Regions from separate parts of the Mus musculus genome. Here region 1 is linked to region 2. Evidence: chromatin loops called from intact Hi-C (ENCODE). Cell type or tissue: left cerebral cortex. All regions are shown on one strand. Links, peaks and the distances in the headings refer to the core of each region. The heading gives the core; the rest is flanking DNA. Region 1 has its middle 17 kb from the start of Map7d3. Region 2 holds the start of Brs3 (bombesin-like receptor 3).

Evidence for each region. Hi-C counts contacts between places; a loop is a spot of excess contacts. Peaks named below come from ENCODE experiments on the same cell type or tissue, not always from the same donor. Only the 100,000 strongest peaks of a DNase experiment are listed, where the experiment ranks them.
Region 1: it touches region 2 in a loop (3-fold over the local background); 3 of 42 quality-filtered maps call a loop at or near these places.

What each region holds. Positions count from the first base shown.
Region 1 is chrX:56,838,003-56,840,816 of GRCm38, reverse strand. No RefSeq gene overlaps it. Among named protein-coding and RNA genes, the nearest start is that of Map7d3, 17 kb to the right of the region's middle. In left cerebral cortex, for the core only: a CTCF peak has its summit at 1,240 (motif pointing right); a DNase peak (open chromatin) is centred at 1,248.
Region 2 is chrX:57,042,583-57,045,396 of GRCm38, reverse strand. It overlaps Brs3 (bombesin-like receptor 3), which reads right to left and starts at 2,323. Exons shown (of 3, transcript NM_009766.3): 1 at 1,719-2,323; 2 at 1-180. The coding sequence starts at 2,152. In left cerebral cortex, for the core only: a CTCF peak has its summit at 1,297; no DNase peak of the experiment used is centred there.

The DNA.
Region 1 (2,814 bases), core at 91-2,590, 200 kb after region 2:
TTCAGCTTCTGTGAAAGCCCCAGCCAGTGATCCCCACCATCCCCTAGCCTAGCAGAGAGTGCCTCTTGATGCTTGAAGCTTCCCGCATTTCTGTTTCTTCAGAATCCCTCCCAACCAGAATGGATTCCTTTAAACATGTCCCCAGCGCTGATGCCTCTCTGAGACCCAGGAGCTCCATGTCTTTCCAAGGTGCTTTGGCAAATACCCACTCCCATTCAACCAAACCAGCTTCTCCTACATCAACTATGTGTGACCTCGGTCAAACCAGTGTTCCTCTTCAGCTTCTAGCCCAAGGCCCTAAAAGGTCTCCTTTCGGATGTTCTAACGTCCTGGGAATCTAGCTAGGACATGGGAAGAACACCGTATATGTGGATGCTTGGAGTCTACCTTCCTCTGGCAGCCTCTGAGAATAGCATCTGTAAATCAAACAAACTAACTACTTAGCTACAGACCAGAGTAGGTCTCCTCCCAACCCATTATGCTCAAATGAAAATTTATTGGCTTTAAGCTAATGAAGAAACAGTGAAAGGAAGGCTCAACAGTTAAGAGCACTTACTGCTCTTGCACAGGACCTAGGCTTGTAGGCCTGGTTCCCAACATCAGGTAGCTCACAACTGCCTATAACACCAGTTTTCGGAAATGAGATCTCCTCTTTCGACCTCTGCTGGCACTGGACATGCACGAGCACGCATGCTCTCTCTCTCTCCCTCTCTCTCTCTTTCACACACACACACACACACACACACACACACACACACACTCAAAACATTCACACAAAGTAAATGAACAAATCTTTTTTTAAAAAAGAATTAAAGAAGGGCAGGGCAGTGGTGGCACGGAAGGTGAATTTCTGAGTTCGAGGCCAGCCTGGTCTACAGAGTGAGTTCCAGGACAGCCAGAGATACACAAAGAAACCCTGTCTCGAAAAGAAAAAAAAGCCGGGTAGTGGTGGGGGACTCCTTTAATCTCAGCACTTTGGAGGCAGAGACAGCTGGTTCTCTGGGTTCAAAGCCTCCTGGTCTACAGAGTGAGTTCCAGGACAGCCAATGCTGTACAGAGAAACACACAGGTTTCAAGAAACCCTGTCTCCAAAAAATAAACAAAAATAATGTAAAGAAAATAAAGTAACAGTGTGATGTCTAATATACCAGTGGAATTCCTGAGTTAACTAATTTCTCAACAGTGGGCTGATGGCTGGTGTTTTTCTGTAGACCTAACCAGAGTTGACTTTGCTTGCATGATACATCTTGTCCACTAGGTGGCAGCAACACTCAGTTTTACCAAAGAGCAAGGCCTGGTTTTCTTTTTGTTTTTGTTTGTTGTTGTTGGGTTTTTTGTTTGTTTGTTTGGTTTGGGTTGGGTTGGGTTGGGTTGGGTTAGGTTGCCATTTCCATGATGACCTCTATAACACACCTTCAGGTTTTAAATGTCTACTTTTATTTTCTGAACAGCCAAACATGTTTGGCTCCAATGAAAAGTAGTCACAAATAAATTTCAGATTTCAGAGAGGGGCATCAAGTATAAAGCCAGGCAAGACTGAGACTAACAGCTGGGGATGATCCTTTCATGAATTCGCATAGATGGAAGAGCTGGAGTGGTTTGCCTGATGTAGTTAATGGCTCAAGTCTCTTCCCCTTCAATGCCGGTCTCTTATCCTTAGATAGGGAGACACATCGTTACACATGAAGAGGCTACTCACAAGTAGGCAGTTCTTACACAGGAAGGGACAGTCCACACAGGTAAGTATGTCCCATGCCAGGATGTTTGGTGACATTTCATACCTTGATTTCCTGATAAAGTCTCATACAACACACTCCATATGGATCCTCTCCCCAATAATGGACAGGATGTTCATTTTCAAAATTATAGATTTAAAGAAATAAGAAAGGCACAGTGGGCAGGGGTGTCCAGGTCTGTCCCAGTGTGAAGAGTATCTGATATGAGTTTTTTTTTAATATTTTTTATTATTACATATTTTCCTCATTTACATTTCCAATGCTATCCCAAAAGACCCCCATACCCTCCCCCCCCCACTCCCCTACCCACCCACTCCCACTTTTTGGCCCTGGCGTTCCCCTGTACTGGGGCATATAAAGTTTGTGTGTCCAATGGGCCTCTCTTTGCAGTTATGGCCGACTAGGCCATCTTTTGATACATATGCAGCTAGAGTCAAGAGCTCTGGGATACTGGTTAGTTCATAATGTTGTTGCACCTACAGGGTTGCAGATCTCTTTAGCTCCTTGGGTACTTTCTCTAGCTCCTCCATTGAGGGCCCTGTGCTCCATCCAATAGCTGACTGTGAGCATCTACTTATGTGTTTGCTAGGCCCCGGCCTAGACTGCCATATCCAGGGATCCATCCCATAATTAGCCTCCAAACGATGACACCATAGCATACACTAGCAAGCGTTGGCTGAAAGGACCCTGATATAGCTGATATGAGTTTTAAGGTTCCATGTGTCTGTCTAACCCTGGCTCTCTCCCTTAGGAGAGGAGCGGACAGAGGCTAGCGACTTCTTCAAGCTCTATCCCATTCCATCAGTCACCAACAAAGACACTAGTGAAAAGAGGGTCCTCTAGCAATCACCAGGGACATGCCCCTCAAAATATATATTTTAGAACAGAAACTACTAAGCCCATCCCACCACATGGCTATTAGGCCAGGTTATGTGGCTAATTGAAGCCTATAGAATCAGTATAGCTAAATTAGGGACTGGAGAGAGGGCTCAGTAGTTAACAACACTGGCTAATCTTAAAATGAGAAGGGTTTGGTTCCCAGTGCCCCCATCTGGTGCCTTAAAAAAGCCTAAGACTC
Region 2 (2,814 bases), core at 283-2,782:
GAGTTACATGATTCAAATGTCACATTTCTGTTAGGATCTTGGAAAGTGTATACATTTGAGAATATAGCCTCTGGCAGAGCAAATATCATAGACACGATCCAGATGCCACCAGCTTTTGCACAGGTCTTCAGAATGGCATTGGGGGGCTGTCGCTCAAGTGGCTTCACGACTGCTTTGTATCTAGAAACACAGAATCACAGCAGAGTTGAAATTAGTGACACATAGGACTTTAGCAATCATTCAGTTCGTTCTTGTCTCCAATCATATAGAACCAACTAGAACTGGATATGGTTCCAAAGACAGAGATTTTATTTATGCCAATCAGCGTGTCCCTTATTCACTCCCATGAGGCATTCCAGATCTATGATTTTGTAATTTTAGAGCAGACTTTTTATTTAGGACATTTTCAGCATGTTTTTCTGTGTGACTTGAGAGTAATTCGCCACCTATGTGTTGCCATAAGTATTCTAAGGAAGTCCTGTATGTATAAGTGACTCATGTTAATCAAATTAATTCTCCTAGAAGAGTAAGTAGTGTTTCTAGACAAGATTTCCAGCAGTAAGAAGCAGAGAGCTCATGTTTTCCCCATTCCTAAGGGCTACTTCATTCCCTAACTTAATGGATCAGTGGAGGAGATTAGGATAACATCAGAAGTTGAGGCCCATGAAATGATGCCTCCTCATTTGGACAGAGACAACTTAAAGCCTGTAGCCTTCATGGGAGTCTGCCCTCAAGAAGAATATAGACCAGTAAAAGCAACAACAGCAGCAGTAGAATAATAGTAATTGTTATAATATTTACACAGAGCAAGCTTTTGCTCCTGCCACATTTCAGTATATAAAGCTAGCCCTGCCAGTACTGCCAGACATTGATTAACTGTGGACTTCTTTCAAAAAATTTAATCTTTGGAGCCTCTTTTTTTTTTCATGCTTTCATGGTTTTTCAGCAATAGATATTCTCTACAGTATAATACAGTATTCAAACTAAACACACCCTACCCCAGAGCCCCAACTCCCTGACAGTGAGATTGTTTCACAGGCTATAGCCACAGGATTTTAAAAGTCCATCAGAAATAACTTATTTCTCTGGGAATGACAATGCCAGCCCATGCTCATGGAGAACACAAACAGAATTCAATGATGACAGGACACTGAATTGCCAGGGAGCTGAAAACCTTACTGTTTACCTCCCGCTAGATAATCTGGGGACTTTCAAATAAATTAGATGCATTTTCTCTCTTTACCGTCCCTCTCGTACGTGGTAATGCATACACGGTCCATTTCCCACCTATATCAATGTTTTCATGTTGACTCTGTTATACCACTAGGCTGCACTAATGTATAAAGCATGAGCATTTTTCTTTGCACCTGCAACAATTTGCCTGACTTAATAAGCTGGAGGAAAATAAAAACACCGTTTGCTATTCTTTCAGGCAAACAATTACATTTCAAAGAAAGGAAACCCCAGCCCAAAGCACATATTTTTCAAGCACTCTTCAGATGCTAACAGAGGCATTTCAACATTTTTACTCTAACTTTTATTTTAAAAGGCTGCTGCTTTTTCAATCTTACATTTAGGTTACAGAGTGTGAGAAAAGCCAACCGGTAGCCAGTAAATGCTAAGCACAAGCTTTTCTTTCTTTCTTTCTTTCTTTTTTTTCCTCTCTCTCTTCCCCTAATTTCACATCCCGGCAAATAGAACAGAGAAAAGAAACTCACCTGTCAGCGCTGAGAATTGTTAGCGTGAACACTGACACACCGACAGAAGTGAGCCGGATGAAGGAAAGCACTTTACAACCGACCTTTCCAAACAGCCATCCTTCTGCCAGGTAGTGGGTTGCATCCACAGGCACACAAGTCAGCAGAAGTAACAGGTCTCCGAAAGCCAGGCTGGTGATGAAAATATTTGGAACTGTTTGCATGGATTTAGTCTTGAAAAAGACTTTGATGAGGATAGCATTTCCGAGGATGCCCACTGAAATGATCCCAGCATAAGTGATATAGATGGCACACAGTGCTTCTATTCCTGGAGAGTTGTCTCCGGTCCATCCTTTATGTGTAGTATCGTTGGAGACGACAGAGCTTGATGTTTCTGTGTCATTTGTAATGGAAATTAAAGTCTGATTAGGTGACTGAGACTGCCTTTGAGACATGTCTCCTGCACACTCTGCCTTCACTACCTCTCCTCTGCTCAGTTCAAATGTAGTTGACTGTCACGTCTAGTGCCTACGTCTAGTAATGAGGTGGTGTCAGGAGAACAGAACAGAACGGAATGGGAAGAAAACCCAAGACATCCGGCTACTCCTTCCCTTTAGTGGTTCTGTGTCTCCCAGCATGCTTGGCTAAGCGCTTACAGATCTGGCACCAGGAAGTGGGAGGTGGAGGGTGGACGAGTCTCATTGGCATTCTCATGACATGAGATGAGAAAAGGGGCTAAAAAAAATGCCCTGTACCTGCTTTCCCCTTTGGAGGGTGGGTAGTCCTTTGGATAATTAGGCTTGTTAAGCCATCTAATTATTTCTTAGAATCTCTTGTATCTTCATTTCTACCCAGCATGGTTTAGATGGACCTTAGTGAATTAAAAAAAAAAAAAAAAAGCCTCACCATCTCCCATCACATAGTGCTCGAATGCACTCTCTTTTATATGACAAATAAGGATAGATGGCCCCAAAGCACAAACTTGAGCCCACTCCTCAAAATTTAATATCAGAGAGACACTGAAGCAACAAATCAGTCACACATTGACAGAGATCATGTCACTTTCCAAAAGCAATAATCCAGTAACCTGGGTTTACCATCTAACTCTGACACATGG